2 separate regions of the Homo sapiens genome follow, and region 2 is linked to region 1. Evidence: chromatin loops called from intact Hi-C (ENCODE). Cell type or tissue: PC-3. All regions are shown on one strand. Links, peaks and the distances in the headings refer to the core of each region. The heading gives the core; the rest is flanking DNA.

Region 1 (11,690 bases), core at 1,298-9,297:
AAAAATGTATAATGTCTTTTTTTCTTAATATAAAAAGCATAGTGTCAATCAATTTAGCTTTTGTATATAATATATAAAATAATACCTGGTTTATTTTAAATTTATTTTCCACGTTCATTTATTAATTTATGCATTCCAATAATTATTGAGTATCAGCTATGTGGCAGGCACCAAGTGCACTGAGATGCTGCAGTGAATAAGACCCGGTCCCCATCTCCCAGGGGTGTGCTGTAGAGTCAAATAATACTGAATTGTATGTCCTTTGTTACAATGAAAAGTGTCAGCAGCCTATGGCATAATTATAATCTGACAGAAAAACTGAGTATTATATAATCAAGCAACTTCTTTCAGTTCATATCCACTTCACAGTGCTCTGCTACTATGAAAAATTATACTCACAAATGCTCCTAGCATATTGAAAAGATAAAAATGCTTATGCTCTAAAAATTATCCCAAATAATTCCAGATATTATTTTATGTAGAATTAGAATATGAAGATATTAGCCAAGAGAATGAAAAATGAGTGTACCTGCATACAGCTGTGTGTTCTATTTTTCAGGCTTAACAGCTTAGCTGTAACATTTGTACATTAGCTAAATAACATCTCAAGGGGCGCTGGAGATAGAACCTTGATGTCTACTGATTGTACATGTGTGAGTTTGTGCTCTCAAAGGATGGTCCTTAAAAAACTCCCTGCTGGAAGCTATTGTGCATATTGTAAAAGGACCGTTGCTAAGTGCCAATTGAGCTAGTACTGTATACTTGCCATTTAAAAAGAAGATTTCATACCACTTGATTATGTTAAATAGAAATGTTTGAAATTTATACAGAATTACATCAAAATGGCACAGTAGTTATATGTCTAAAGAGCTGCAACTACTCTATCCCATAACTAATGTCAATCCTTCTGGTAGATGGTTTAATGTGAGACTGCCACAGAATGTATTACATGAGAAGTATAGAAAGCCATGGAATAGCGAGACCATAAATATATATTGTAATAGAACCTAAAACCATGTTTGTATTGAAATACAACTGCATATATATGTATACACACACATACACCAGCATACACACACACACACACACCAGCTTTTATATATATATCTATTATTTATATATATATTATATATAAATATATTAATATATATTATATATATTATTTATATATTATATATATATTATTTATATATATATCTAAGTCATATCTAAATCAATCAAGTAAGTTTTTTTGTGTGCTTTCTAGAGTCAAAATATCATATAATTATTGGTGCTTTCTGTATAGGGTTCTTGTGTGATAACAACACGTGTTACTTTTAACAAATTATTCCGTAAGTATCTTTTAACAAATTATTCTGTAAGTATCATCTCTTCAGAGACTTCTCATTTTCTGTCCAAAATAGGGGAGCAGGCAAATTCTTGTAGTCTTCTTCATCAACCAATTATATTTTCAGTGGATATGTGGTCTATGTCCCCTAGTTGTAAAATATACATGTCAAAGATGCAATAATAAGTTACCTTATGTTGTAAAAACATGAAACTGGGAAGGAAATAGATAAAAGCCCATGGCTATACCTTCCTTTCCTCCAAAGTTTCCATTAAAATAACATAACACAACATGAACTTTTTTAGGGAATGAAACTAGGATGCACATAGGAAATAAAAAAGAAGGCAGCTATGGGCCAGAAAGTTTAAGAAAAGCTTGGAAGATAGATTGTAAATGAGGGGGGAAAATAAGAAGAAATGGTACTGTTCAAAACCCCAAGGATGGGTATGGACTTCTCAAGAGTCTAGGAGAAATGCTAAACCTAGAGTCAGCGAAAGATTTTTATGGCATGTGAATTATACCTCAGTAAAATAGTTTAAATTGTTGTGGTTTTTTTTTTTTTCCAGAGGAAAAAAAAAGAACATTAGTGGGCAATGGGGCAGCCATCAGGGCATGGGACCAGCAAGATCCTTTGATCCCATCCCCTCCTTATAGGTTAATATTCAGGAGAAGGTCCACTTTCATAAGCACTCTTGTAAAAACTAAAACTAATAAGTAAAAAAATCAAAATGAGCTGAGAAGGGAGACCTCCTTATTAGAGGAGGTGATTAGAGTGGGGAAAGAAAGTGGACAGTTTCACTTAGATCCTTACTACCTCCATGAAGAATTGGGAGGGGAGAAGAGGGAGCATCTATCTGTCCAAGAAGCAAAAGCACCTCCACCTACATGGGAAACCTTACCAAATGTTGGCTTTGGGATGGATCCCCACCTGCTAACCCGCCCAACTCTCATAAATCCCAAGCAAAGCCTACTGACTGGCCCAGTTTGTACAATAACACAGACATTACAGCCAGCATGCCTCCTCCTCCCTTCCCTGCTCCCAACTTCCATTCAAAGGAACAGGTGTTTTAGAGAACTGACTGCTCATCTTTGGGGGAATGAATGCCAGCTAATTATACTAATCAACCTGGTTCTTCATCTACAAATATGAATCTACAACTATGCATCAGCAGACATTTAGCTTGAAAGGGAAGGATCACTAACAACAAATAGAGGTATTACTGGGAATTCGTATCCTTAGATTTGAGAAAGTGTTCCACAAGCTGCTATAATAAAAGTGTTAATCAGGGGACAAAATTAGTCTCTGAGAATTTAAAATATGATTGCAAAATGAAAAAAGAAAAATCAACAAACTACTGAATAACCAACCTAATGAAAAAAATTTCTAAAAAAAGTGATTTGAGTAAGAAACTTAAAGAAATGCTTTAGAGTTGGAGCAAAAGTCAAATAAAAAAATATGAGATAAATGTTAAAAGATTTGGAGGTTTTATCCAGAAGATCCAAAATTCAGCATAAGTTTTCAAAGTAGAGGACAGAGATAAGGAATGGGTGAGGAACATAGAATAGAAGAACAAAATTGTCATCACATCTCACAACCACTAGAATGGCAAAAACTGAATTTGGTAACAGTGTGGGCAAAGATATAGGAAGGAGGCAATCCCAGAAACTATAAGGGAGAAGGTAATCTGTGCAATTTCTTTGAAAAGATCTTAATTTACCCTTTAATCCAGTGTTTTGCTTTTAAGAATTTTTTTATGGATAGTTTGTCTAAGTGAGCAAGGATATATTTTCCAGTATTCATTTTGGTATGATTTTAATAACTAAAACTTGAAACAATATCTATCTATAGTTGCAGCATATTTATATGGTCATTTAAATATAAAGAAGTTAGTTATATGTTCATACAAATAAACATCAGATATACAGAGTTAAATGCCAACCAAAAAAATTTAAGGAAAAAATTTACAATTTTTACAGCTAAACCTGTAGATTCTTTCCTGTGACTATATATTTCTTAGAAAAGTCTGGATTGCAGAATTCAAATTACAATGTTGCCTTCAATTAGATATCTTCAAAATCACAATATTCTCAAAGGTTGAGAAAAATCATTGAGTTACATACTAATTCAATGTATAAGTAATTTTAAATAAACACAGTGACTCAAAAATAAAGCATTAGAATTGATCAAAAGAGGAAATTCATACATTTTCTTCCAGAAAAGAGAGTGTATATTCCTGGCTTATTCACAACTCTGCATCAGTTATATAGTGAACATAAAATATCTCTATGTATTTTCTGAGTTAGTCATATGTAAATCAAGGAAGACACCTGGTAGAAGAGGAGATAGCTGTTTTTAAAGTCATTTAAGAAATCTTAAATGGTTAATAACATATCAGATTCATCAAAAAAAAGACAGAAAACTCTCTATTTACTTTATAGATTTTCCAAGCTATTAGTCATTTTGTCCCTTCAACTACTCACTTGTGGTCACTTTATTCTAAATCATCAGAAAAAAAAATTGTTTAAGTTTGAAACTCAAACATGTTACTTTTTCTAGTTGCTATTTACTCAAGATAAAACAGGTTGTTAGAAGAGAATATTGAGCCTGAGATAACATATATGCATAGATATTTACTTAATAGAGGAATTAATATAGAGTAACACATTAAATCATAATAGAGAGTGGTTAAAAGGATTAAACCTAAGTCTTCTGAAATCTAGGGTTTTGGACATTTTGTTAGTTCCCAAGTTCTGTACCTTGAATCACAAATATTCCAAACATACCAATGTATATTAATTATGCTACTACTGAACAGTTTCTGTTCTGGCTAATTGAATGGCCTTTTTTTTTTTTTTTTTGATGGAATCTTAATCTGTAGCGCAGGCTGGAGTGCAGTAGTGCAATCTCGGTTCACTGCAACCTCTGCCTCCTGGGATCAAGTGATTCTTCTGTCTCAGCCTCCCGAATAGCTGGGATTACAGATGTGAGCCACCACGCCTGGCTAATTTTTGTATTTTTAGTAGAGACGGGGTTTCACCATGTTGGCTAGGCTGGTCTCGAACTCCTGGCTCAAGTGACCTGCCCACCTTGGCCTCCCAAAGTGCTGTGATTACAGGCATGGGCCTCTGCACCTGGCCAACCGAATGCTCTAATGGATTCTTCCACTGTAAAGCAACTATATTACGCGTAAGGTATTCTAGGACATATGGCTAGATTTTTAAGATGTGGAGAATGTTTTCAGGACCTCCCTGGCCCTCTCATACACATGTACACACTAACAGTGATCTGGAACCATATTGATGGATTGGAGCTGAGGCTATAAAGATGGACATTGCTATTAAGACAGTGGGTCTCCTCTGGTGCAGTGAAGAAGTTGGGGCATGTATTCCCTTGCAAAATATGGAGAGAACTGAAGTGATTCCAAATGGGTATCTCTCCCAGTCACCCACAAAAGAAAATACTTTTTGGAGGAAAGTTCTTAAAATTTAGGCCCACAGGGCAGATAAACATTGAGTAATACGCTTACTAATGAAGATCATCAAGCACATAAGGAGGCCAACTATAATATGAAATGGTTTAAAAAAATAAACAAAAGTTTTAGACACTAAGGAATACTAATATTGGAATTATCAGGGAACTTATATAATTACATATGAAATGATTAAAGAAACAAAAAAATGCGCTAACAAAGATGAGCATGAAACAAGACCTATCAGGACTTAAAGTGATAGATTCCAAAACAAACAAACAAACAAAAAGATTATACCTAGAAAATGAAAAACTTTAAACAGCAGATAAAACAGCAGATATATATATATATATATATATATATATATATATATATATATATGAACTTAGAATAAAGCTCAACCTTAGATGGACGTCTGTGGATTTAGAAACAGTATGCTCCACAACTAAGAATGTAAAGCTCCTATACCAAATCACCAAATAAGCTGTCAAATTTGAGAGGAGATCCCTACAAGAAGAAACCCTGGAAGAAGTTTAGGTAAAAATAAAGCAGCCCCTGCATTGGAGCTCCTTCTCTCCTTCTGTACCCCATGAAATTATAGGTGGCTTACAGCAATCTCACAAGTTACAGAAGCCTTTGGCAATTAGACTGTATTAGTTATCCTTGGCATCTGGGCTGATCAGCAACCTCGCTTATCTGACTCTGACCTGACAGTCTCTTTCCATAGTGACCTGACAGTCTCTTTCCATAGTGGGTGCTCTTTGCACTAAACATCCATTAGATGAGATAAGCCTCCCAAATTTTGCATTGTGTAATAGAAAAATAAAGCATCACTAATATCTTAGCAAATTATATGCACAGACCCTTATTCCCATAGATAACCTCCCTTACTCCTTTCCCACCTTCTGGCTTACTGGGAGCCTATAAGACTTGCTATGACTGAAAGAGTGTCTCTTCGACATGGGAAAATCTCAAGGAATGCCATATGCCATACATATAATAAACTACTGATATCTTACAGCAGTCGACGTTTTTCACAGTAGGCTAATTTCAGGTAGTTGTCCTGGCCATAGAGCATCATCCCAATATTGATAAAAAATAGATGCTTTTGTGCAAATTAATAGGGCACATAAATGGCTTAGATATTTGTTCAGGACAGTGGACCACTTAAGCTATACTGGCAAAGCAACAACAATATGGAACAAATTTTATGAAATGATACAAGTTAATCACATACCCAGTATACTTGTTATATGAATATATGCCTATTTGAAATTATTACATCTCAAGGAAAACATTGGGACTGAAGTAGTCAATTAAGCACAGGCAGCTGTCTCTTCTATAACCTACTGGATTCATACTTAAACCCACCACGGCAGTAGAACCACTACTGAAGACGAGGTTGTCCCCCCAGAAAATTCTGACATCCATAGAACCCACTGTTGTCCCCCCAAAAAATCTCTATTATTTGTCAACTGTGGCAGGCTTTCCAATGATATCTCCAACAGGGCTGGCACATCTAGCTGTCTTCAGCTATTTAAAGGTTGCACATGACCTATTTGTGCATTTGCTGAACTCCAAATCACCCAAAAGCTGGCAGAAAGGGACATGGAAGAATCCCAGGAGAGTTTGTGGAAGTGTAGCACATTTGTCTATCTTTTCCTGAAGGGTATCCTTTTGAAAGGAAAAATAATATTTTCCTGTTGATTTCTGTTTTGCTTTATTTAATACCTGTTTGTTTGTTTGTTGTTTGTTTCCTTGCAGAATACCTGAATATGAATGAGCTTGAACACTGACTTTGCTTTAGGTGGTTACTTTCTTCTGTTTTTGGAGGTTGCTTATAATGCCAAAATCTGACTCCTGCGTTCTGGTGGAACTTAGCATGCTGCATAAAGGACAGCCAGTCTGGCTCATTTCCACCACCTTCTGCAAAGAATGGTGATGATTTTGTAAAGTTGAACATTTTCATATTTTGTTATATCTCAGTACATACATCATCACCTGCATATTTAGGTACATATTCTTGCACAGGTACACCAAAAAACAGATACAAGAATATTTTATATGAATATTATTCTTAATATCAAAATGAGGAAATGATACAAATGTAAGTAAATAGGAGACTAAATAAATAAATTAAAATATATTTATAATGGAATTTTACACAGCAGTGAAAAGAAATGCTCTGCAGCTACATGTTACATCTAAACATAAAAATTACTCTTAAGAATATAACATTGAAAAATAAAATTTATAAAGTCACAAGTCCCATAATACCACATATAATGTTTTCATGAATCTCAAAAACAAACAAAATTAGCCAGTGTATTGTTTATTCACCAGTCGTCTGTGATAAAAGCCATTTTTTAAAAAGCAAAGTAATGATACAGGAAAAATTCAGGATGGAGTTATTTACTTCTGGGGGAGAGGTAGGGAGGGGTATAGGGAAGAGCATATAGCTGCATGCAAAGTTATTGGTAAATTTGTCATTCATGGGTTGTGCAGTAGGTTCACAGGTATTTTATTTATTATTCTATATATACATATATATTTATTATTTTTGTATACATATATGATGTATACAATATATTATTGTATTTATATATGTTATATATGTAAATTTGCAGCATGTACTTGTTTGAAAATGTCAAATATTATATTTAAAGATAATAAAATAGGTTCAACATTGTTTAAATAGTTCTTTTGTAAAATATGTTGGGGACAACTAAGTTAAATAATAAATAGGGATAATTAAAGCTGAACTCCTCAGTGATTTCAAAATAATATTAGTCAATGTGAACTTCCAAATGGGGGCATATTTCTCACCTTTTAGGGGAACAGATATCATCGGTAATTAAGAATGTCCTTATCTCTCCGAATTCTTCTACCACCAACCCACCATTTTATCTAGAAGTATACCATTAATTATACCTTAATTCATAAAATAGCCATTGGTCTACTGACAAATTATAAATATCCTTGGGTGAGATAACATATTAATCAACAAACTTATGATACACAAGAGTTTAGCTGGCAATAGTAGGTTACTTTTGAAAGTAGAAAGTATTGAGAAAATGGACAAAAGGGCAGGTCAGTTTAATTTTGATAAGAAGAGAGGAAGACTCGGACTGGGGAATGGAGAAGCTAGTAGTACTTGTGGGCCTGTGTGACTGCAGGTCTATGGGCAGTCAGTGTGAGTTCAGGACATTTTCTGAAAAGAGAGGAGCAACAAGAGGGAAAAGAGGGCAGAGTGGGTTTCTATGGATTACTCAGTATCTGCCACCATCTCCTTTCTGCACATGGTTCTTGTTTTTTAATGCCTTATTTCTTGTTTTTTCATTTCTGGCTGCTGCATCTCAGCCATGCTTGAAGGAGGTGTGTTGTAGTAGATACTGTCAGTTTCCGTCAGATTACTTCAGCCCAGGGTTTGCCTGCAGCTTTGATGCACAGTTATTGCATACATCAATGTCTTCCTACCTTAAGCAACAGTGTCTCTTTCTGCCTGAGCTCATGTTCACTTGGAGTACAGGGCAGGCCCAAAGTGTCTCGTTTTTAAAGTGTACAAGAGCCACCATCAGCCAAAGGGAGAAGGGAGGTGGCTAAGTATCCCAGCAATCTTCTACCTAGGAGGTGTGCTTCCATTGTGTCTCTGAAGATTCCCAGGAGGATTGAAGTCCTGTTGCCTACAGTGATAACCTACCCATTAACACACCCTCTTTATGGCCCTCTTTCCTTTCTTTCTCACTTCTTTATTCTTTCACTCTGCTTCCTGGGATCACCTCCCAATTCACTTGCACCTGAATCCTTGTCTCAGGGTCAGCTTTTAGAGGATGGTAAATTGACACGAATGCATTCAGATTTTTAAAAACATTTTATCTTCTCTTTCTAGTTTGTTAGGTAGCATTTCTTATGGATTAAAAAAAAAGTGGGACTAGCTGGAGTGAGTGTTAGATGCTGCAGCATTGTAAGTGTGGTGTGTTATTGTGGTACCCATGCTGCAATATATTTACATAAAGTTATTTAATGAATACTGTCTCTCTCACTCCTTCTACCACCAGGGCTTACCATATTGCACAAGATAAAGTTATTTCTGCTGCAGGCAGGTTACTTATCATTAAGCCTCAACTGTCAAATTCAATACAGAAAAATCTAGAAGCCAGTCCCTGAGTGACCGTTTTGAAGCTGTGTTACATGGGAAGATGGTGTGAAAGTATGAAAATGAGAAGGAAAGGGAGGATCATGCCTTTCTAATCAAGAGCTGATGCTTTCCTGCATTGTCACTTTCTCCACATGTCAGTAGAGGACGGTTTTTCTAATCACCCATGATCTTTGAAAAGTTCAACAGGCAATTCTATGTTGTATTTCAAGAATGTGGAGTGCCAGTGCCTCACATCAGAACCAGACTTGTGGATAACCAATTACACTTTGCTAAGTTGGTCTGATCCGTAACTAAATATATGTCTAGGGCACTGTGAAATTTAATAGTAAAGTATTGGCTTAGTCCTTTGGATATTTTATTTCAGTAGATGCAAAATGCTACAATGGTACTTGAGACAAGAATACAACATGCAACTCTATTGTTCTCTGCCCTATGAAGACTGTTTTGTCAGTGGCCCAGGCTAGGAACCCATGATGATTCAAATATATACTTATGTTTGCAAAGGATCCAGGAGCCCCTGACCTGTCAGTTCTGAGTAAATAGCTCTTGGCAATCAGAAAATATATCAAAAAGTAACCTGAATTATCTCAAGCTCACTTAAACTAGTAGAGAATCCATACTGAGTACACTGAGTTTTCAAAGCGGTGATAGGGAAATCATAGAACAATGCTTCCTTCTGACCTTTCAGCAAAGTCAGGTCACTCATACTGTCGAGGATCTATAGTACTGGAATGCAGAGGAATAAGAAACCTGCCCTTCTGAAAAAGTGTGGCATCTATATTTGAAAAGGTCGGAGGAAGATCTGAATAAAGATCAACTGAAGCCTTGAGCATCTTTCCTTGACCTGCCCTGAAGAAGAGAAGCAGTACCAATAAATGTGGTTTTCTTGATAACTTAGACAAGGATCTCAATAAACATCTCAGAACGATGCTTTCTTTTATGTATACTGAAAATGGGAAACTGGTGTAGTTCAGGGCTACACTAAAACACAGAAGGATGTGGCCTAGGAGATCTTATGATTGAATAGTTATTCTAATGTGAGACAGCTCTAAGGTCTTAAGTGAAAATTGAAGTGGTCCAGTTAGCAACAATTTCTATACAATATTGCAAGAGAAATAGCTTTGATGTTAATTTAAATGCTGGGACCAACCACAGTCAAAGTTTTACTTCTGATCACTTTTCTTCCTTTATGGTCAATGATGTACTGGAGCCAGCTCATATTGGTTAGGGAGAACTGATCAAGCACGTCTCTTCCAAACTATATTCCAAGACGTCACATGGATATCTTGAAATGGTCTATAGTTCATATACCATAAAAACAGGAAACGGGCAAATGTTATAAATCAGAACTCCCTCTTGCCCTAGACTGTTGTTAAATATTGGTAAGTATCTACCCACTTATATTGAAATATGAAATAAAAACAAACAGAAATCCCTGGCTTCTTGCCTTTTGCCAGATAATTCATCTCACACAGATACTTTAGTCATGACGAGCCTTGGTCCTGGAGTGACTTTGGAATGTTCTTGTCAATGTTTTTAATCTGGTGCATGTATACATTTTTATTTTCCCAGCCTTTTTGAGGTATAATTGATAAATTAAAATTTTACATATTTAAAGTGTACAAGGTGATGTTTTGATATATGTATACATGTAAAATGCTCACTGCAGTTAAGGTAATTAACATATTCACCACTTTGCATAGTTTTTTGGGTGTATGTGTGTGGTGAGAATATTTAATACCTACTTTTTTAGCGAATTCTAAGTATACAACACAGTATTACTAATTACAGTCACTATGTTGTGCATTAGATCACAAGAACTTATTCATCCTGCAAAACTAAATTTTAAATTTAATTTTTGTGCTCTTTTGAGATCTCAGAAGAGCTTTTGCTTATGTGGGTTATATATATATATAAACAATTGTCATACTCAAATCAAAACTGAAAAAAAAAGTTTGAGAACAGCTGATTTGAGTGAACTATGCTTTCTTTGTTTTCTCTTACGATTTGGAAGTTATACACTTGTTTTTATTTTTACAAATGTTTACCTTTAAGGAAAAAGAACAAATACACATACTAGTTATAAACATCATGATTAAGTCATACCTATTGATATAACTGAAATGAATGTTACAGTATTAAGTTGATAAATTTAATTCTCATTCATCCCTTTACTTATTTTTGGAAGTTCAGATTCAAGGTATAATCATTGTTTATTTTAATATTATCCATCTACTTTCTCAAGTCCTGTTTTTAACACAGCTATATTTTTGTATGCATTATTTTATAATACATTTTTATAATTACTGAATTTTATATCTTGCAATAGGAGTAAATCTTCTGAATTTTTATACTATTGAAAATTTCTTTGATTTGTCTTCTTATATGAACTACAGTATGATTGGGTATAGAATTATTAGCTTATATAGTATATTTTTTGCTCCACAAAACCCTGAATAAAATGTTCTATGTCTTCTGGCTGTTAATGTTGGCTGGAAGTCTGAGAAACTTTATTTTTCCTTTGGTAGTATTATGGGGCTGAATTGTGTCACTGACCCTATATTCCCCAAATTCATATGTTGAAGTCAAAACTCCCAGTACCTACGAATATGACTGTATTTGCAGATAGGGTCTTTAAGAAGTAATTAAGTTAAAATAAGATCATAAGGGTGGACCCTAATCGGTATGACTGGTATCCTCATAAAAGGAGATTAGGATACAAATCTTCTCACTC
Region 2 (11,690 bases), core at 1,194-9,193, 74 kb before region 1:
AAAAATAATATCTTTTTGCACAGCTACCTCTAATTTTAAAGTGTATAAATTAAACATTCTTTGATAATAATATGCAATGACAGCATAATCATATGCTAACATTTAATCACCTTTTATATACAATAATACCCTGATTCTTCTTTAAAATTTTATGTTGTATATTGCTGTACATTTTTCTTGCTGATTGATTCTCTTTATTACTACTGATTTTATTTATGCTGCTAATTTTTTTCCTAAGCATATATTTTAATGAGTAGTTTTGTTCAGCTAACGTCTACAGAATAAGAGAATTCAGCACACCTGCCTAAATAAGATGCTTGAGATCACTGAGGAAAGAAATTGACATTTTACTTTACCCTCAGCATGGAGCCAGGGGCAAAGTTTGATCTGAAAACTTGCAAATTAACCAAAACTGTCACTCAGGAGTTATGGGCCTGAATGCTGCAAAATATGTTCTTTGAAGTCCTCATTTCAGCAAAATTATTAAAAACTTTATATCTAATTAAAATTGTAACTGCATTCCCATTTTTCAAAATCTCTATATCCTCAGGGCCAATTGGGATGAGTGAATTTGCACCCTCCTCTCTGCAGCACGCTGAACTGCTCCTACAGCAATATCAGATCATTACCATCTCCCCAGCTGAGAGGGAGCAGCCATTATCATGCAGCATTATTAATCTTCTTGTCTTATCAACTTGCAAATCACAAGCCATTGAGCCTTATGGCATGGTTCTGGGTCCATAGTTATTCATTTTGTAGGTCTACCTAGCCTTTGAGTCTCCTTAATCACCTGAAGATTGTCAGTCTCTTACCTTGGCCTGCCCCTGTGGCCCTGCTCAGCTCCTGTGAAAAGTCCATGATGTTCTCTCTCTCTCAAAAAAAAAAAAAAAAAAAAAAAGACTTTTTTATTTAAAAGAGGAAGAGAGAGAGACAGTGTATGAGAAAGAGAGAGGGAGAGACAGTAAGGAGGATAAATTTCATTAATGGATGTGAATTAACATCCTACTGCCAAGAGCTGACCCTTTCTCCTGACATGTACGTCTAAGTCATTCTTGTCACTCTTTCCCCCATTAATATTCTGAAAAAGACAGTGCATTGAAGAGAATAGAATAAGATAGTTCCCTTAAACAGGCACTGTTGACCTTAGGTTGGGGATTTTTCTTTAATTTGCTTTTCTTAAAAATAAAATATTAATCATATTGGAAAAGGCGAGCAGAGTTCCTTTACATTTTTTCAATATATTGCATTCATTAAATTAAGTCATTGAACATTTTCAACATTTTTAAGTGCCAAAGGAAGATAGAAATGTAATTTCCAAGGGAAAGTAGATGAGACAAGCTAAGGTACCCTTGTGACAACTCCTATTTCTGCCAAACTCAATGTACATGCCATAAACACTGGTCTTTTGGGATCTTAAATGCCTCCTGATCATTTTACTACTATAAGTTTTTAATTTCATGAAAGTACAGTACTCCAACATGATTTTCAGCTCTTAGCAAAAATTCACTTGTAGGATCTTTATAATCATTCCTATGTTATGGTTACTTTTATTAAAACATTATTTTACGATTTTTGTTGATTCCTGCATTTATGCAAAACACAACACAAACTAAAACAAGTATTTCACCTAGATTTTTACTTCATTATGCTTATTCAAAGTAATGCAGAAATATTTAAACTCACATTATATCTAGGGACACCATTGGCTATCACTATCATATGTAATGATAACATTATGACTTTGTAATTAAAATAATTTTGCCATGCAAAAATAAGATTGTATCCCTGTAATTGCCTGGAAAGAAGCTTCATCCTTCTATCATTTCAAAAAAAGGTCATTTAAATGAGAAACTGTGATATGAATTTGGAAAGGACTGCAGTGTACAGTGGATTATTATACTAGCTTTTTCATCTCTTGAGGCCCATGTTCAAAATGCAACTTAGGACACTTGTGAAATGATATTAACAGTAATGATGAAACCCTAAGTGCACATTAGTACACATACATATCTTAAAACTTTAAAATGCAACTAATTAGAGACCTGGCCTCGAAATAGCAAGGGTCCGTACTTTAGAATTAAAATATATTTATAGCTCTATCTGAGCATCTCAACATGGTGCATTTGCAGAAAACTTATTTTCAAAAAGCATGAAATCCCTACATATTATTTATGATTTGAACTAAATATGAAATGGCTAAATTAGTGAAAAGTAATATTTAGGTCTTCAAATAAAAACATTTATTGGTTTCTTATTTTAATTGTGCTAGATTGTGCAGGAAATATTAGTATTCGCTTAGGCCTAGTTTAGCTAAGTGTAAAGTAGAGTAATTAACTAATATATTCAATTTAGTAAAACACCCAGTCAGGAAAATTCTTCTTCAATTCCAGGTTAAACATAGCCTTTGAGGAAGGTGGGATGGGTAGTAAAAGCAAAATCAAGGAAAACCACAGAAACAAAGTATTTGGTTTTTAGGTAGAAGCTCACTACCTTTAGGCAATCATTTGTACATTTAGGATGAGCATTTCTCCATAACTGAACATTTTGTCTTCCCATTTTTATAACACAAACATAAGCTTCTGGTTTAGTGACGTGGACCACTTGCATACTCAATTACTAATATTTGAATTTAATTTCTTATGTAGAAAAATGTTCAATTTCTAAATGAGAACAGATAATGTTAATGTTGCTGTGTTCTGAAGGAAATTACGTTCGCTTTTTTTTTTTCCTTCTGCAGTGTGGGTCAGGGATAACTCAGTCACCAAATATTTATTCAGTACATACCATGTGCCAGGCACTGTCCTGGGTGCATATAGGATACATTAAGAAACAAAACTAAGACCTTCACTCTCATGCAGTTGTAGGAATGAAGTGGATGTGATTACTTTCCTCTTCATCATAAAGGTGACAACTGACACTCCTATAACAAAAGGCAGGTTAATGAAAGAAAAGCAAAAAATAGGTATTTAATTGAAGTTTTATGTGACATGGGAGCCTTCAGAAATGAAGAGCCAAAGATTTAAGAAAAAACTCTCTATTTTTATGCTTAGGTTTGAGGAAGAATGGATAGCTGTATATAAATGTGATTGAATAAAAAGGGAATAATCTTACATAATAGACAAAGTGGGAAAACCCAGCAAGGCCTCCCTGTTTTAGTTTCTTCTTGGTCTCTCTGTGTGGCTTTCCTTGCTCCATGGTAGAAGACAGGGCCCCTTCTGGAATGAGGATCTTATGACCTTTCAGACATGGTAGGTCAGAGATTCTTTACATCCCATTCCTATACACAAAAAGGTGGAGAAAGTCTAAAGTAATATTTCCAGTTTCTATGATCCACCTTGGGAAAGAGGCATTCTAGTTATCTGCCTTGGGAGAGTAAGGGAGCAGGAAAAAGAAAGCAGGAGGTCTGAAAAAGACTTTGCTTCTGAGGCGTTGCCAATATCCTTCAGTTCAAAGTACACAGCACGCCAAAGTGCTGTACTCTGGGGTATCATTTTTGAGCCCCAACACACAGCTAACATTCCAGGGATTAGAGACACACAGTGAACAATAAGCATACTGGGAAAATGACACCATATTTTAGGTGATATATGCTAAAGTATAAGATAAAATAGATCAGATAAAAGGCAATTGGTAATTTGGTAGTATGAGATGGGTTGGGGTGAGAATGTTATGTTAAAATAAGTAAAAAGTGAGAAAGTCTGTCACATGGAAATCCAGAGAAAAAAACATTCCAGGCAAAGAGGACACCATTGGAGAGTTGTGAGCAGTGGAGTAACATGATCTAAGATATATTTTAAAAAGATCAGTCAGGTTGCTATGTTGAGAAGAGACTGTGAGTGCAACAGTAGTGACCAAGAAAATCCTAATGGTTCCCTCAGCTTGACTAAACTTTATATAGGTTTCTTTCTAACGACAGCCTCTTGTCCTTTTTCTTACAGCAATTACTTCAGAAAACTTGCAATTATGAATGCTTTCTCTGCTTCTTTGAGATGTAAATATTCTCGCAGCCTCTTGCCAATTTCACAACCCAGGAATGTCTTTCTCAAGGACCTTGGAGCCATCTCTTTGAACTCTAATCATCAAGAAAGATCGTGTCCCTATTTCCCAGTCTCTGTGGGAGGGTAGGAGTCTAACTTTCATAAGCCTCAATTGGCAAACACAGATGGCTTAATCACATTGACAACCTGACCGCTAATGTCCTCCTCTACTGTTCCACCAGCTCTCCTAGTGCTTTCAAAGTCTCCTGCCTTTTGTTTCAACAGGGTTGAGTTCAATCACTCTTCCCTATTGCGGTATACTTGAATAAAGTTTTATTTTGTCATTTTAACAATTGTACACTGCATTTTTTTTTAACAGTTCAAGCAGGAAGATCTACTTGGAGGCTACTGCAATTATCCAGGCAAAAGATGATAGTAGCTCAGTCCTGGGTAATAGCTGTCTGACTATACAGCTAATAGAATAGAATAAATATGGGGTGTAAGAGAGAGGAATCGATTATGATTTTAGGTTGTTTGGTCTGAGTGACTGGAAGGAAGGAGTTGCTACCAGCCATGATGGGGAAGGCTATGGGAAGAGCTTGTCAGAGTATTTGTTTGAACACTCCATTTCTGAATTCACCTTGAGTTTTTGCACAATTAAAAGAAACCATTTAAATCTTCATATCTTTAAAGTCAACACTTTCTCTTTATATTCATGTATTTCATACAACAAATTCTCACCATTCCTTTCCTAAGTTAAGAAATGAGTTGCCTTCAGTGACTCAAACTGTTTATTTTTATTAGATTTGGTGCCAGGAATCATTTTATTTAATTATCTTTTATTGTGGGTTGTATAATATGTACAACAGTGTATAAAATGTATTCCTTCAGTTTAAAGAATAATAATAATTTAAAAACACAACTGTTCTCTCATGTACAGTTTAAAAGACAAAACCCTTATCAATAACTTTGAGGATCTCATTGTGCTCTTCCCAAATATATTCCCCTCTTTATCCACAGAGGTAACCAATATCTGAATTTTGTGTTGTTTCTTATTTTGCTTTACTTTTAAAGTGGCTTTAGCAATGTAGTGGATACTGTGGTATGTACCCAAATCAAACTTTCAGGACAAAGGCACTGTTTCACTATGGATATGTAGATAACAACAACATGTTTTAAACCATATATATATATATATATATATATATATAAAATATGTGTGTATATAATTTTTATTACATATAATTTTATTAAATATATATTAAATTATATAATATTATATAATTTTATTTAAAAAAGTAAAAATAACATAATTGTTACTTAAAAAAATAAAAAGGCACTCATTCCCCCTGCTGCCAGGAGTGTCACCTGACACCTCGCATCTGTGTTCCTCTCTAGGAAGTGCTGGGCCTGCCATGGGAGAAAAGGAACTGTACGCCAGAAGACAGTATGTACAAGAAGGAGCCAGGAAAGTATTCATGGGAATGGAATTTGAGGATAATAAATCGTGAAGGGTAGAATATAAAGTTAGATAAGGAAGAGTTTAACAAAATGAGAGCAATTATTTGTGATACAGGAAATAACATCCTGGCAAGAAACTCTGGAGAGTGCATGACTCTTTTTGAAATCCTGAAACAGGTGATGGCCCACACTAGGTGAAGTAAAATGCCAGGAGTGCCATGGCAGATGGTAAAGGATGGGATCAAAAGGTTTATGGAAAGGAGCATGTCAGAAGGGATAGACTATGTAGGGCAGGAAAATCCACCAGCCAACTCTGTTCCAAAGGAGGGCTTAAGGAACAATCTATGTAGCAAAGCAATAAGCAATGTGATTGTGAGAGGGGTAACACAATTATTGAGAAGTTTTGGTGGATAATCTCTAGAGGCCAAGGCTAACAGGAGAGTTACTGTTACATAACTGTGATTCCTGATAGTAGTGAGATGATAGGCACTTCACCATCAATAGCAAGCTGGGTGCAATTATTGTAACGTGTAGCAAGGTTGCAGTAGCAACCTGAACAGTATAAACCTCTGAGATAGTTTGGAATGTTCCCACACAGTCTCATATTGAAATGCAATCCTCAGTGTTGGAAGTGGGGCCTGATAGGGGGTGATTTGATCATGGGGACAGATTTCTCTTGAATGGTTTTGCACCATCCCCCTTGGTACTGTCCTCGCAATAGTGTGTGAATTCTCCTGAGATGTTATCATTTAAAAGTGTGCAGCGCCACCTTTACTCTTTTGCCCCTGCTCTGACCATGTGATGTGCCTGCTTCCCCTTCACCTTCTGCCATGATTGTAAGTTTCCTGCAGCCTCCCCAGAAGCTGAACAAATACCAGCATCATGTTTCCTGTACACCCTGTAGAGCTGTAAGCCATTTTAGCCTCTTTTTTAAAAAATAAATATACAGTCCCAAGTATTTCTTTATAGCAATGGAAGAACAGCCTAATACATTTTTTAAGAGCCTAATGTTTCTAGGGGCCATGTTTATGAACAGTCAACAATAATGATGCTTAATTTATTTAAACAACAACAAAAAATCAAGGATAGGTGACTGCGAGGCTAAAAACCTGCCTCAATAAACAGGCACAATCTCTTGTCAATTTCCAGACTTGGGCCAGATCTCAGACCAAGAATCCACTGGCTGAAGAAGCTGAATTCCCAGGAAGAAGGACCCTGCAATCCCATGACAAACGTGTGTAGAAATAATTTCCCCAATCTTTCCACGTAAGAGACCCTGTGCACTGTGGTAACTGTGCGCTGTAGAAATGAGAAAACAAGACATTTTGAGGATTGTTGGTTACAGGGTTTGAAGAGACATTGATTGCAAGCATCACAATGAGTCCTCTGCTGAAATAGGGACATATAAAGGGCAAATAAAATTAATAGACTATTGGCCTTGTCTGGCTCACAATGAGTCTACTAGGTGTATAAATCACTCCATGTTTATTTCTCAATTCTCCAAATGTATAACTGGCATGGGTAGACTTTGTACTTGTCAGAGACCTCACTTGGGGTCTTTGGCTTCTGTGTGGGGTTAGAGCTATCATAGTGAGAAAGGCCAACTGGAAGCTTCAATACCTGATATGGTTTGGCCATGTCCCCACCCAAATCTCATCTTGAATTGTAGCTCCCATAACTCCCACATGTTGTGGAAGGGATCCAGTGGGAGACAATCGAATAATGGGGGTGGTTTTCCCCATACTGTTCTCATTGTAGTGAATAAGTTTCACAAGAACTGATGGTTTTATAACCTCTTTTGCTTGGTTCTCAATCTCTCTTGCCTGCTGTCATGTAAGATGTGTCTTGCTCCGCCTTCACCTTTCACCAGGATTGTGAGGCCTCCCCAACCATATAGAACTGTGAGTCAATTAAACCTCTTTCCTTTGTAAATTACCCAGTCTTAGGTATGTCTTTACCAGCAGTGTGAGAATAGACTAATACAATACCCCACAGCTTTTGCCATGAAAGTACATCAAAAGCATATTACATTCCTGAGGGACTGGCAAATATTGATGCCTCTCATTAAGAACTAGAAGGGTGGGGGTTATCATTACACCTCATTTAATTTACCAGTCTGATCTACAATAATCAGTTGGACCACGACAGAGAAAAGCTACTGCAAGCTCAAATATAACTAGGTCATATGTGGTATTCTGTAGTCTCAATTGCAGCTGCTGTGCCGCTGTATGTGGTATATTTGCTGTAGTAGGTTAACATAGTCTCAGTTACATGGTTTGTAGCCATCATTTGGTGAATGTATTCTTTTCCATCACCATCAGGAAAAAAGACCAAAAAGAGTTCAGTTTCATGTGGCATGGATAATAGTATCTGTATTAGTCTGCTTGCACTGCCATAACTAAATACCACAGATTTGGTGGTTTAAACAGCAGAAATTTATTTTCTCACAGTTCTAGAGGCTGGAAGTCCAAGATCCAGATGCCAGTCCAAGATCTGGTTTTTGGTGAGGACTTTCTTCCTGGCTTGTAGATATCTGCTTTCTCACTGTCTCCTCACCTGGCCTTTCTTCTAGCACCCCTTGTAAGGACACCAGCCCTGTTGGATTAGGACCTCACCCTATGACCTCCTTTAATCTTAATTACTTCCTTAAAGACTCAATCTTCAAATACAGTCACATTGGGGCCTCAATAAAAAGGCTTTTCGGGGGACACAATTGAGTCCATAACAGTATCCATTTGTAGACTTGCCCCAAGTCTATGCTAACAATTCCACCTTCTGTTATAAAATAGTCAGAAGGGATCTGAACTGTCTCCACACCTTATAAAGCATCATGTTGGTCTACTACATCAAGGGCATCATACTAATTAAACCTGATGATTGAGAAGTGGCAAGTCCCCCCTCAAAAAAAGTAAGTATGTGGGGTAATGCATATCTTAAATAGCTTGATTTAGCCATTCCACAATGCATATATACGTATATATATATATATACACACACACACACACACACACATATATGCACTAGAAATATATACAATATATATGCACTAGAAATATATACAATTCTTACTCATCAGTTAAAAAAATCAATTTTAAAAAGTGGCAAATATATTGGAGGCCCATGGTGAGATATATGTACTTCAAAGGATAGAAAATAAGCCCTACAAAGGAGTCCACCACATCAACAAGGTATTTAGGAATCCATGATAGAGGGAATGGCAGGACACCTCCCTAATAAAGGACAAAGTATTGAATTTTGCAATTTGTCTTGCTAAGAAGAAAGCACCATGACTGATAGGCTTCTTTGGGTACTAAAGGCATAAAATTCCACACTTGAGTATATTGCTCCAACCCATGTATCAAACAACACAGAAGTTTGCCTGCTTTGAGTGAAGCTTAGAGCAGGAAAGTATCTTACAGCATATCCAGGCTGTGGTGCAAGCAGCCTTATGTTTGGACCATATGACCTTTGTGTTATTAAAGTTATCTATGGTGGAAAAGTTGCCATGTGGACGTTATGGAAAAATCCCAATAGGAGAATAACAATGAAGACCCATAGGATCTGGAACAATGGCAAACTGTCTGCATCAGAAAACTATAAACCATTTGAAAAATATCTCTAGAAATGTTATTGGGCCATGGAAGGTTGGAGCAGTTGGCCATAGGGTATCAATGCAGCCAGAACTGTCCCTCACAAACTGCAGTTCTGTTGGATCCACAAAATCATAAGGACCATCAGCAATTAATATTAAGTTGGAAATAGAATATTAGAGATTGTGCACAAGCAGGCCAAAGTACTAAGTAAGCACACAGAAGATAACTAAACAATCAAGTAGACAAAATTACTTGCCAGCTGAAATTAGCTAGCCTCTGCCATTGGTATTACTCAATGCTGGCACAAAGGGCTCAATAGGGGGGTAGCTATGGAAGTAGGTATGGAAGATGAACTTGGGGTCAACAATATAGGCTCACACTTACCAAGGCTGATCTAGTTTCACGTGCTGCTGGATGTTCAACCTATTAACAGAAATAAATTCCAATATTGTGCCCCTGATGTTGCACGTTTCCTCAAGAAAATCAGCAAGCCACTTGTGGCAAGTTAATTACAATGGTATACATTTCCACACTGGAAGGTGCAGCGATTTATTTAGAGTGAACTTGATGTATATTCTGCATATAGAGTTGCCTTTCCCATAATGTGAACAGCATTAGATAAGGGCTCACAGGTTGTTTGAACCACTGACATGAGATTCCATAATCTCTTTGAACTAAGGGATCCACTTAATACAAAAGAATGTGTAATAGTGGGTAAATAACCATGTGATGCAGTGGTCCTATTATATACAGCCAACCTGACAGAATGATGGTATTACCTGTGAAGTGAAAGCAAAGGTACTGTTTTGCAAATGATATCTGCGAGGAAGGGTTTTATCCTCTAAAATGTCGTGTACCCCTTAATTGATAATCATATGGTGTGGTATCCCCGATAGATAAATGTCAGATTTCTTTTGCATGATAGAGGCAGGGAAGAACACATATGCTACCCTGTTGACCCACTGGAAGGTTCCTTTAGCACTCCCCTGTCCTATTTTGATGGTAAGTGGACAAGTGCAGCAGCATTTGTAGCCTGGGACCATTTTCAGTGAGCGGAACTACGTTGTACCCCATCGACTGTTGTCTTAGGTTTTCCCAGAAAAGAGAGCCACCTGAATCCTGGAGATGAGGCTTCCTGATGGGGTAAACTTACAATACAAAACAAGTGCTCTGATGTGTCCACTAGATCCCTCTCCAAGGCTGAGACACTAATTCCTCCCTCTGTGAGTAATGCTGGCCACTGATAGCTTACAGCTATGTGACTTTCCTGGAAATTCCCCTTAGCTGATGGACACTGCCTCACACAATTTTCACTCCAAAGGAAGCACTTGTCCAAGGTCCATACCATTTAATGTGGGATATAAAGGCTTAATTAACTACCTCCTTCAACTCGGGTCCACTCTCCATGGCCACCCCAATTCTAGAGCTCCCAATCATGGTTCCCTCACTCCCTTACAGACTTTTTTCTGAAATTATTTTCCAGTGAACTTTTGGCTTGTATTATCCTCAGAATTTGTTTCCTTGTAAACCCAATCAAGACACAACAAATTACTGTGTTCCCAAATGAAAACTTATTTAACTTTGCATGATTTTGGACTTTATATGGATGGATGCTTGCAGTCTGTATTTCTTTGTGCCTTTCTTTTTTCATTCAATATTATATACTTGAGATTCATCAATTTTGAATCATCTAATGACAGTCTGTTAATTCTCACTGCTGTATAATATCCAAAGAATCCATATACTACAATTTATGTATTCTTTCTTCTCTTGATGGACATTTGGTCCTTCAAGACCATTGACCCACTGCGAGGCTCTTCTAGCACTCTCCTGTCCTATTTTGACGGTAAGTGGACAAGTGCAGCTGCATTTGTAGCCTGGGACCATTTTCGGTGAGCGGAATTACATTTTATCCCATTGACTTTTGTCTTAGGTTTTCCCAGAAAAGAGAGCCACCTGAATCCTGGAGATGAAGTTTTCATTTTTCTTTTGATATTATAAATAATGATACTAAAACATTTTGTACCCATGTCTTGATGGATACAATAGTTTCTGTACAGTATTGTAATGCTCATTCTCTTTGCAGCAACACCAATCTTAGATTTGGATTGACAAGCATACAAATGAAACCAATCAGCTTCACCCAGCAGCAAGTTTGAATGTAGCTTTTAGAAAAGATAAGGGCAGCCAACAATGCGTGCATAGCAACAGCAAAGCAGAGGTCTCGTAATTTTCAGAAGCTGCTTCCTGTGCTCTAATCACTTTGTACTAGAGCATAGTCACAGAAGATGCAGCTGAATGTGTGTGGACCACCTTAGTTAGCAACAGCCATTCAGTTTAGAGACCTATCAATATTTATACCTTGATAGCAATGTAATCTCCTAAGGAATCTGTGATGGCTTCCATCTTTTTGTGCAGCTGCATGCCAGCCATTCAATGAAGAATCTTGATGACCACATATGTGGCTCAGTACATAGCACCCTCAGAGGGATTCTCGTTTATCTTGGACCTTGTATACTCTTATACATTCCTTGCACTAGTGTTGCAAGGGATTTCAATAAGAGTCAAAACCTCATATCTGACATTGAAGAAGAAATTACAGTCCAGCTGTTAAAACTTCCCTTTCAAATATAAGAGTAGAATTGCTAGGGCAGAACAA

The links. Hi-C counts contacts between places; a loop is a spot of excess contacts. Peaks named below come from ENCODE experiments on the same cell type or tissue, not always from the same donor. Only the 100,000 strongest peaks of a DNase experiment are listed, where the experiment ranks them.
Region 2: a loop joins it to region 1, with 12 times the contacts of the local background. A loop is called at or near these places in 1 of 110 quality-filtered maps.

What each region holds. Positions count from the first base shown.
Region 1 is chr7:115,539,123-115,550,812 of GRCh38, reverse strand. No RefSeq gene overlaps it. Among named protein-coding and RNA genes, the nearest start is that of SNORA25B, 36 kb to the left of the region's middle. In PC-3, for the core only: no CTCF peak of the experiment used is centred there; no DNase peak of the experiment used is centred there.
Region 2 is chr7:115,612,605-115,624,294 of GRCh38, reverse strand. No RefSeq gene overlaps it. Among named protein-coding and RNA genes, the nearest start is that of SNORA25B, 37 kb to the right of the region's middle. In PC-3, for the core only: no CTCF peak of the experiment used is centred there; a DNase peak (open chromatin) is centred at 5,434.